Linked DNA regions of Homo sapiens: region 2 is linked to region 1. A link is a contact called in ENCODE Hi-C data. All regions are on one chromosome and are shown on one strand. The core of a region is the stretch at or near the end of the contact, and the rest is flanking DNA. Distances in the headings are between cores, read along the strand shown.

Region 1 (5,544 bases), core at 253-2,752:
GGGTCAGTGGGGAAGGTAGTTAGTTCTGAACTGAAATGAAATCACCCAGGGCTCCAGTGACTTCCCCAACCCGGCCATCCTGCAGGAGCAGCGCGTAGGCAGCCTCGAGTGATAGCCTGGTCCAACGGCCCACACCTTAGCGCCAGGCTCAAGGTACAACACTTCTGTGCCTGCCTCCTTTCTGGGTGCCCGTCCCAATACTCGAAGCTTCTACACTGAAGCCATTTTTGAGAGAATGAATAGGGAGGGGCAATTTGGGGAGCTGTTTTCTGGTCAATTTCTCATCCTTAAATTGGTGTCAGGGGCTGGGGAGGGCGGGGCGCAGAGGGAGAGGGAAGCTAGCCGAGGTCTCCACAAGCCACCCCTCACCCAGGGAGAGCCAGGGACCAGCTCAACTCGAGGCAGTGCAGGCAGACCCAGCCAGCCATGCTCGGGCTCCCAGGGGTGCAGAGCCGCTAGGGCAGACCAGGAAGAGAACAGAAACGCACCCGGGATCGCCCGGGTGCGAGCGGAGAAGAAGCTGGAGCAGAGCCGGAAGACCAGGGCTGGGAATAGGTCGTCATTTACCGGGCAGAGTGGACTTCCAGAGGTGGGGAGGCTGCGCCTGCTCTTTGGGGCAGTACATTTGGCCGTTCCAGCCGTTGGGCAGCGCCCAGGGCTGGTAGCTTTCCATGGGAAGACCCAAGGGTTCGTGGCGCGACTCGCCGGGGCCCCCGAGGCCCGGCACCACTGGCATATCCAGGTAGCCAGGCATGGGCTGATGGTGGTGGTAAGGCCCGGCTGCGTAGCCCTGGTGGTAGAAGGCGAACTCCTTAGCGCGGGAGCTGAACTCCTCGGCAGCTGGGCCGGCGGTATCCATGTACTTGTCCGCGAAGGCGGCGGCGGCGGCGGCCGAGGCGGGCTGCGCGCACGACTTGATGGCGTTGGGGTGCGGGCCCATGCGGGCGCACGGGTAGTAGCCGCTGCCGAAGTAGCCATAGGGCAGCGCCGCGGGCCCCGACGAGCTCTGCGCCGCTGCCGAGCAGGGGCTGCATTGCTTGGCGGCCTCTGCGCCCGCCGGGCCCGCCGGGCCGGGACCTCCCGAGGACGACGCGGCGGCGGCGGCGGCGGCTGCAGCGGCAGCCGCGGCAGCAGCGGCGGCAGCCGACGGGGGCGCCTCCCCGGGGGCGCTGCTGTAGGCGGACGCGGCTCCTGGCGCCAAGGGCGCCGGGTGCGCCATCAGGTTGCGGCACTGGTTGGCCGCGGCCGCCGCCGCAGCCGCGGCCGCCGCCGCCACCGAGAAGTTGCCCCCTGCCGCCGCAGCCGCCGGGTGGGGGAAGCCCCCGCCCCCGGCCCCGGCAGCCGCCGCCGCTGCAGCCGCTGCTGCAGCCGCCGCCGCCCCTTCCATGTTCTTGTTGAGCTCGTCGGCCACCAGGCCGCCGCCGTTGTCGTAGAGAAACATGACGGTGGGCTCGATCCAGCGGGGGTGGAGGAGCACGGAGGCTGTCATAGCCCGAGCCGCATGGAGAAGACCCCAGTGGCGCTGTTTTAAAAAGCCCCCAAGAAGTGAAGAGCGCGCGGCGCGGGGCCGGGGCCCGAGCGAGGGGGGCGGATCGCGCCCCGCGGGGTCGCGCCAGGCGGCCGCCCATTGGCCCGGCCCCCCCGCTCCGCCCACGGCGTATGCAAAGCGGGCGGCTCCGACTCCAGCTCTGCACGGTGCACCCGTCGTCCCCGCCGCGGCCCGCGCCGTCCCCAGCGCCAGCCGCGCGGCCGCGCACCATTCACCCGGGGGAGAGGCGGAGGAACGTGCGGGTGGGGCAGGGAAGGAAGGCGGCCCCATCTCCGCCCCCCTTCCCTTCCTTTATCCCAGTGGGGCCCAGACCCGCGCAACCAGGCGGGGAGGGGAGGTGGGCGCGCGATTGGGTTGCGATCTGGAGCAGTGGGGACAGGTCAGGTAATTCTGCCGGCGGTCAGGGATGGGAGAGTGGGGAGGACGGGACCAGCCTAGCTCAGAATGGGTGTTTCTTGGAGCCTCTGGGACTGTTTTCTTTCCAGGAACCGGCGCGTATTTCTGCAGTGAGACCACAGGACGGACATCGGCGCCTTCGGCTTCGATGGAGTTGCGATTTTGCTCTTTCCAGGGAAACAGTGGCAGGGTGTTTGCTGCTTATCGGTTCCTGCGGATATGCCTGGGTCCCAGGACATTCCACTGGAGGCTTGGACTGCATTTAGGAGCCCCTATCCCTTCCCTGTCCACACTGTTAGTGAGCAATTTCATATGTTTGCATTTAGACCCATAGACTCAGAACGACTCATCACACACACACACAGTGTACACTGACACACTCACATTCGCACACTTAGGTATACAGCCTGATCCTTGCTCTGACCTGGTAACAACGCTTCCTCCTCCAGAGACTTTGAGATAGAGCGAGCGATCCCTGTGCACCATTCATCCATGCTCCCACCTCGCCAGTATGGCTGGCTTAGTTCTGGAAGGGGCTTAAGAGGAACAAGCCCCAGCTGTGCTTCTGGCTGGGACTTAAACCCCCCTTCTGGGCCCTAAAGCCACGCTTCTTTGTGGACCGGACCTGACTCTCCAGGAATCTGGGAACCCGCTATTTCACTCTATTTTGGGACAAGAAAAAGGGGCTCTTTGGGGCCACTTCCTGCCTTCCCCTCAAGTAGGATCTCCAGCCTGCAGAGGGTGCCTAGTCCTTCTTTGCCCAAGAACCAGTCCAAGAAGCCTTTCCTCTGTGCCTGGGAAATGCAACCTTTTCTTGGGAGCATGGTAGGGTGTTGGTGCTGAAGAACCAAGCAGCGACCCGTCTTGTAGCTGCCATGTTTTGTCGAGGGGTTCTGGGGGTCCTGCTGCTTTAGAGCCACATACTTCCACTTCCTGATTCACTACTGTGAGCTGGTCAGATGCCTAGAAGAGGAACAAGCGTTCAAAGTGAAAGTGGGCACATTACCGGAATAGTGCTGGGGAGAGTGCTGGATTCTTTTCCACCCCAGGCGGACTGGTGAGAAGCCAGGCTTGGACCTGTCCTCTGCTCCTAGCTTGCACACTCAGCCCTAAACTCAGAGCAGCACGCATACCACCCCTCACACACACCCCACCATCTGCTGTCTAAGGCCCCTGGGCTTCCTGCAGGATCCAGACCAATGTGGCTGGGCTTGGGCTTTTATCTGTCCTGATCCTGGATTTGTCCTGACCAATGTAAGTGTCGCCCAATAAAACCTTCTATGACCCCCACACCAGCCACCCCCCCACCAAGTGTGCCCTTTCCTTCTTGACTTTTTAGCAGTTCTGGGTAAATATTGATTTGCCCCCAGTTTACCTTCTCCCTGACTGGCCATTTGCAGACTCAGGAACTAGCCTCTGTAGGGACTTGATTTTTCTGTTACTTTCTGGCCGTTTCACCACCCCCCTTCCTCCCTCCAAGTGGCATTGTAAAACTCACAGTGACAAAGAGACAGAGTAGGGTTCTAGGCCCCTGTTCCTGGGGACTTGAAGGCGGTTTTACATACTGGTCAGACACGGCTGGAGGCCAAGGTCAAGTTGAAAGTTGCAGTCCAGCCAGCATGAGAACTGCCATGCGAGCGTAGAGACACAGGCAGCAGCAAAAGGCCCATTGCCCACATCCCCTCACTCTTAATTTTCTCTCTCTTTTTAAAATTCTCGCCTCTGACTCTGTTCGGCTGCCCAGAATTTTTTGGTGCCTTCGTGGGGTTTTTGGGGCGGTGTTTACCGACTCTTCTCTGCCTCCGCCCTGCTCAGCCAGGGCTTTGAGCCTCTTCGGTTTTCCGGCCAGACCCGGAAAAACGAAAACACAGCTTGGGGAGCCCCCACTAGCCGGCGCCTGTGCCAGCTCACCTCTGGCCATGGCGCAGCTGCCGGTGCACACGGCGGCCAAGGCCAGCTCCACATTCTTCCCTCCCCCTCCCACTTCACCGTAGCCCCGAACCCTGCGCGCAGAGAAAGGGTCTCAGCTCCACAGACGACTGGGTCCCTCCTCACCAAAAATGGTGAGACAAGATTTCATCTGTCGGCCGAGGAGCCACAAGCAGGTTTGTCTGAGAGGGATGGTGCTGGGGGAAGGCTTTGGATTGCATCTCAAATTAAGCTTTGCTCCTTAAATGTGGCGCTCTCGCCAAGAAAAAGCTTGGGGACTGAATTCTTGAGATTTATGGTGCACCTTATTGATCAAATTTATCTGGACTTTTTTTAGTTCCCCGATGTGTCCCTATCATTAAAAAAAAAAAAAAAAAAAAAAAACCCCTCTCAAGACATGCTTATTTAGAGGAAGGCACCCTGCTTGTTCTCTTCTTGTCTTGGATCTCAACATGTATCTTATTTTTCTACCAGACATGTCCATGGCGTCCTGGCATGCCCCACTGTTTTCAAATGTCTGCATGTCCTGTCAGTATTGAGTTGTAGCCACCAATCAGTGGAGGTCGTTTATAGAAGGAGAACGAGCTCTGAATAATTTGGGTCTGAGTTTCAGAATTTCTACTCACTTTTAAGCAAGAATAATCTTCCTTCCCTGTCTTCTGCTAAGGGAGATAAGATATTTATTAATGTTTCCCAATATGATTTCTTTCCCTGCCAGGCAGCCAACAAACTGACTTGCTGTGGCAAAAGAAAGTTTGGAGGACGATTGAGACGGGTGTGCTCTGGGAAGCAAGCACAGACCCTCCTAGCATTTTTCCTCTTTTCCCAACGGCAAGGTCAAGATTTGCTTGCCTGCCAAGGTAGTGGGTCCTGATCTTCTGAGCTGTCTGTCCCTCTGATTTTTTGTTCTCCAGGCTCAGGAATTCCTATAGGATTGCAGAGGCACCTTCAACCTGATAATTTTATATTCTCAGGCTCCTCCTGGGTTAGACTGGGGAAGCCAGGGCACCCACTAGGATCGGCCGGCAGCGGTGGCACCTTAGGCATGACAGCCAAGCAGAGGGCTGCATGAGTAGAGGTGGGAGAGGTGGGAGAGGCTGCAGTCACTTCCCAGGTACTGTCTGGTGCACTGATTTCCCCGGAGGAGCCCTGAGAGGGCAGTGCAGGCAGGACCGGAGGGTAGTTTCTGCAGCACGGCCTTTATTTCAGGAATCACCAGAGCCTTTCTCAGTGTTCCAAAATGCCTTGGCTGACAAGGCTTCTTACTTCCTGGGGTAGGCCAGGGTGCCCTGCAGGGACTGGTTGCCCAAAAACCTCTCACTGAAGAAAAAAACCGCAGCTAGGTTTTTCTGGGTGGGGAACTGGATGCCAGCCTGGTCCACGCGGCTCTGGGCTCCCAGCATTGGAGAAGAAAAGGAAAAAGGGAAACCAGGTTTTAATCGAGCTTGATTTTCATTAGCAAATGAAATTTACCTGCTCTCACTTTAACTCTGAGGAGGCTGTCAGCACTGCTCCCTGGCACTATTTCTTTGCATCCATCCAGCACTAGGATAAACATTCCTTGGTTGATTCTAAAGACACTTTGTATTTCAGGATATTCATGTGCTTTTAATGTATCCAAGCAGCTTTACAAGCCACTTTTGCAGAACATCTTAACCCTCTCTCTCCCA
Region 2 (5,430 bases), core at 2,237-4,736, 1.7 Mb after region 1:
ATCTGCATCCTGTACCTAGTCCCTCATGATAGGGAAGAGGTAGAAAACAAAACACCCTCCACTCATTTCTTATTCATAGAGCAGCCAATGTAAAATATGATTACATACATGATGGATTGGATCCGACAGATAGTATAAAAGGCAAGCCGGGGAACATTAACTAGGGAATGGATTTTTCAATGATTTCCAATGTCTCTTGTAGTCAACAGTGAAGGGAAGGGAAGGGATGAGACAAATGCAAAGAGACACACACATAACTTTCAGTATCAAACTTTAAAATACATTTCACTCTCAGATAAAGGCTTATTGCGTGTTTATCCTATGCTTTGCTGTGTGCTTTATATACGTGATTTCTTATTTATTTATTTATTGAGATAGGTTCTTGCTCTGTTGCCCAGGCTAGAGTGCAGTGGCACGGTTTTGGCTCACTGCAACCTCTACCTCCCAGGCTCAAGCAATCCTCCCATGTCAGTCTCCCTAGTAGCTGGGACTACCGGCTAATTTTTGTGGGTTTTTTGTTTTGTTTTTTGGTTTTTGGTTTTTGTTTTTTTTTGTAGATACAGGGTCTCACCATGTTGCCCAGGCTAGTCTTGAGCTCCTGGACTCAAGTGATCCCCCCTGCCTTGGCCTCCCAAAGTGCTGGGATTACAGGAGTAAGCCACCGCACCCAACCCGATCTCTTTTAATTACCTTTGTTCTACAGAAAAGATTAAAAAAAAAAAAGAGGTTCCAAGAAGGAAGTAAAGTACCTCAAGTTTACCCACCTGGTAAGTACTGAGCAGGACTTGAATCCAGACCTTGTCTTGCACACCCAAACTGCTCTCCTCGTCCATGAGCCGCCCTGCTTGCTTCCCGGACCCTGACGCTATGATGGCCAGGACCTACCTGTATGTTTATAAACCACTATCAGCTGCTGGCCACTCTAAATAGGTGGCACCTGAGACCAGACGCAAACTCCTGAGAAGCGAGTGAAGCTGAAGCCTGAGGCCCTTCTTCCTCACAGGCCTCTGTGAGTTCTGTGAGGAGTCATCGAGTTTTCCAGAAGAGAGGAAGCTGGGTTGCAATCAGAAAGCATTTCTAATCAGCCATTTTTGGTAAATTGCCTAAAGAGATCTTCATGAGAAAAAGGATCTAAACTTACAAGTCTCCAATAATTTTTTGTGATATCATTTTTCATTCTAAAGAAATGTTCACTTTCCTGCCTAATTTTGTATTTGTAATTGTATATTCTTTTTAAAAGAAATCATATGAGCTTTGGGCTTCACAAAATCAGGATCTCCCCTGCCTGTGCCTTTTTCCAGTGCTTAAACATTTTGCCTCTCATCCCCTAAAAAGCTAAACAATTTATTGTGATCTTGAAGCCATCATTGCTGGGCATAGTCCTGAAATATAGTTTTCCTGCAAAAGGAGAGGGAGGGGAGGAAGAAGGAAGGGAAGAAGGAAGGGAAGAAGGACAGAAATGCACAAGATTATATGTAGAGTTAGTAATTCATTTAATGTTAAGGAAGGAAAGTCACCACCATTACAAGCGCCTCTTTAAAAAAAAAAAAACACCCTTCCACATAGACTGAATCTCGTCTTCTCTTATGAAGGTTCTAAATTCCTAAAGATGGCTTCAGTGGACCATCCAATAATCAGATAAAAGGTCCACATTGCCGTGGACACGACATGGCTAAAGACAGGACCTAGACTTTGTTCCTGGGATTTTGTGGCATATTGTTAACACAAATCACCTGATTACGTTAGCCAGCAATGATCAGTCATGTATTCTTTCGCCTTCATCCTGCTTCTCCAGTTAGAGGGTTTTGAAAATCCCTTAAACAATTCAACCACTTGTTACGGAAGGTTTCCACAGCCTCTTGTCTCCTTTGTCACACAGAAATTCCCCCAAATCATCTTGGCTGCTTACATCTACAGAGCTATAAACGGGATGCGAGTCCTCAGCGGGGAACACCAGAGCCCTCTGAGGGTGGGGAGCTTGGCGTCATACCAACTTCCTGGACCCACACTATCTGGGTTCACTAGTTATACTGATCAGACTGGCAAGTCCTCCTATGGGAAACCTTGTTTTGCGCCCCTCCATAGACATCACCTTTGTTTTTAGGTAGTATTGATCACCCGAGGATTCGGGTTCAGGCCCACGTCATTCTAGGGTCTCAGGGTCAGAGCAAGTAAGGTGATAAAGTAAAAGGGGTTAAATAATCTTATAAACACATATTCACACTGGAGATTTCCATTTTTTCTATTTCTTTTTATGAAACGTTTATGCACGCTTTATGGTTCTAAAACACAGGCTGCTGTTTAAGCCATTCACAGAGATAGAAAAGAAAAGAGAAGGAGAAAGCTTTTTAAATGTGGGGGCAGGGGAAAGCGGTTAGTGGAACTTCATCTGCTGAGTGTTCATACAGAGCAGAAATAAAGAAGTGTGTGTCTATCCTATGAAGCCTATAAATCTTAAGGAAACCCAACTGTTGCCGACCCAAAAGCCTTCTGCAAATTTGCTCTTCACAGTATCTGACCCTCCAGGCTCATTGTTCTGTGTTTTCCTGGATTGATATGGCCTAAAATCAAAACTGCATTCATAGCTCGGAAGTAATTTAATAGCTCTAGTCTAGAATTAAACTTTTTGGTCATTCATTTTGATTAATTGCTAAAAGAAATTCTGGCGCTTATACCCCTAAATACAATTTTATTTTGTGGAAACAGAAAACTTATTCTACAAAGAAGTCAACCTCTATCATAAATTCACCATCCAGGCTTGAGTGGTTTGACGTCTGGGTGCTGTACCTTGGAGACATATAATTGAAGCCCACGTGTAGATGTAGAGGTACTTTTAAAAATTTCCTCCTTGAAGATGACGTTTAACTCCACAGAGTAGCTTTCTTTGTCTTAATTCTCTGGGCTTCCATTTTTAAAAGAAAAAGCTATCCTCAAAGGCTTTATAGGGTTATTAATTACACAATGTCACCTATCGACAGAAGAAAGCCACTGTGACAGTCTCTAGCTGTCTGAAATTTAAGTAGGCTTACCAAAGCTCTTAAGACGACAAACACATGCATTTGTAGGACGGTTCCTGTCCCACTGAGGTTAACTAAATGGTCTGGGGATGGGCAAGGAGAAAGAAGGGGAGCACTTGCAAAGTAGCTGGCTCCACTTTGGAGGAAAAAAATCCTGGGGTTGTTTTTGAGGTCCGGCTGAGAACCAAGAGCAACAACAAATCATCTATATTTTTTTCAGCGCATCATGTCTATTTTTCACGTAGCAACTCCCTTCCGGGCATTCGGAAAACGCTCCTCGTCGGATATTTCTACCCACAGGATGCTCTTTCTGTTTAACATGGAAGTAGCTTTGAATTCTCTCTGCAAAGAAGAGGTCCGGTATCCCGGCGGGAGAAGCAAAGTGCCACTGGGTGCTGGAACGTGGAGGAGAGGGCTCGCAGGAGGAAGGGTGGGGCTTGGGAAGGAAAAAGGCGCGGCTCGGAGGAGAAACCGGCTGCTCACAATCCGCGAAGCCAGAAGTTACCCGGCTCGTGGAACCACGTCCACTTCCCCCAGCCAGTTCCCTCCTGGGTTTCATTCTTAAAAAGCGATTTGTATTGGTGCCTCTCTTCCGTGTGCTACAAAGAGAAGTGACCGCTAGAGGGCAATATGCTGCAAAATAAGAATTTGATCGCACATGAGAAGAGCTGAAATAATAAGCATACAGATAGAATGAAATAGAGGTATTGTGAAGAAGTGTGGTGAGTAGGCTTTCCAATCCCTGTTCTCCATATCCATACACCCCCTCAAATATACACACTTAACTGAATGGCAAAGTATCTGCACTGCAGAAGCTAACCCATCATTTTTTTCTCTCTCTCTCTTAGTTTCTGAGAGTTGGGAGGAGTTTTAGGGAATATTGAACTCCTCGACATCAGAACAGGGTAGTTTCTGGAAGCTTTCACCGTTCATAAGCCCAGAGTATAAGATCAAAGTAGTGGTTCTCAACCGGGGGCCGGGAGGGGAGGAGGGGAGTTTGCCTCCCAAGGAACATTTGGCCTTGTCTGGAGAGATTTGTGTTTGTCACAGCTTGGGGGATGGGGTGAACATAGATACTACATAGATACTAGCACCTAGTGGGTAGAGGCCAGGGATGTCACTCAACATCTTACAATGCATAGGACAACCTCTAATAACAAAGAATCATCCCCTGCAGATGTTCATAGTGCCAAGGTTTGACCAGGGTCAAACATGAGTGCACAGCTTGTAGATGCATTTCCATCCAGTGAGGGTGTGGTTCAGTCCTCAGCACTTCAGCTCTTCTCAGTGTTGACAGGCATCTCCTATGCATTGTGCATCTTTCCCCTAAGTAGACCTGCTCCATGTGATTGAAATGTGTTGCCGCAGGTAAGCTGGTCTTTCAGATTCCTGCAGCACAGAGACCCATTTACTGCAAGGCATCTGCCCACTAGGACCCGGACTGGCAGAGCCTTCTGATGTGGATTCCCCAGCCCACCCTTAAGGGAGCCTCTGGGCACTTTAGTCAGGGACCTGGCTTCCTCCACTTACTAGTTGTGTGATCTTAAACAAGTCTTTCAGCCTCCTCTGTAAAATGGTGATGATAATGACACCTACCTCCTGGGGTCTTGTAAGGAGCAAATGAGCTCACAGGTAGAAAGCCTGGTAGGCCCATAAGGGCGTAGGCATTGTCTTCTCTTTCTCCCATAGTACATGATTCATTCTTTGTTTCCCTTCTAAAGGACTTAGCCCAAAGGCATGTGCCACATCTGTCCTTGTCTTATCACATTTAATTTTTTTTAAAAAATCTTATTTTAATGGGTCATTACTGCATACTTCATCTTTGTCTTATTATTATTCAATTATTCTGTCCAGAGACAGTACAGGGTGATGATCACAAATTCAAGACCCAGCCTGCCTGAAACTGAATCCTGTTTTGCCCCTCCCTAGACAGCTGATCTTGAGCGAGTTATTTAACCTCCTTGAACCTCAGTTGTCCCCCCTCTAAAATGGGTGTGATAACAGTACCCATCATTGTACAGATTAAATTAATTAATATTGGAAAAGTACTTGGAACAGTGCCTGGCACATAGTAGTACTAAATAAGATATAAATAAATGAAAACGATGGTGATGAGATTCATACTATTTCCCCCAACACCTAAAAATCCAACCTAAATGCACCAGAATAACAACTGATGGGATGGCTGAAGCTAAACTTACAATGCCAGGATTCCAAGGTCATTCATCTACAGGTAGGGGGCTTGAGGAAGAGAGCTTCTTTTGCATCTGAGAACATCCATAGTGCAGGAGCCACATCTGGCCCAGTCCTGTAATTTTACTAAGAAGGCAACTCGAGCACAGAGTCAATGGTGCACAGTAGGGAAGCAGGACCAGAACCTGCCAGTCAACACCACAGCTCACTCCTTTTGGCC

Evidence for each region. A loop is a pair of places that touch in the nucleus more often than their neighbours do. Pooled maps may share reads with other maps.
Region 2: a loop to region 1 is called in a map of MCF 10A, with 18 times the contacts of the local background. The contact joins the enhancer-like site here to the promoter of HOXA13 in region 1. A Hi-C loop is called at or near these places in 3 of 168 maps with a recorded cell type or tissue (IMR-90, MCF 10A and mammary epithelial cell) and 7 of 50 pooled maps.

Annotation. Positions count from the first base shown.
Region 1 is chr7:27,198,589-27,204,132 of GRCh38, forward strand. HOXA13 (homeobox A13) reads right to left here and starts at 1,503. Exons shown (of 2, transcript NM_000522.5): 1 at 568-1,503. The coding sequence starts at 1,489. It overlaps HOTTIP (HOXA distal transcript antisense RNA), which reads left to right and starts at 1,833. Exons shown (of 3, transcript NR_037843.3): 1 at 1,833-1,933; 2 at 2,035-4,050. RefSeq lists an enhancer at 3,850-4,374.
Region 2 is chr7:28,923,570-28,928,999 of GRCh38, forward strand. No RefSeq gene overlaps it. Among named protein-coding and RNA genes, the nearest start is that of TRIL, 32 kb to the right of the region's middle. Within about 2 kb of position 3,487, at least 15 of the 41 ENCODE cell types and tissues checked have a DNase peak (open chromatin) inside an H3K27ac peak, as active enhancers do.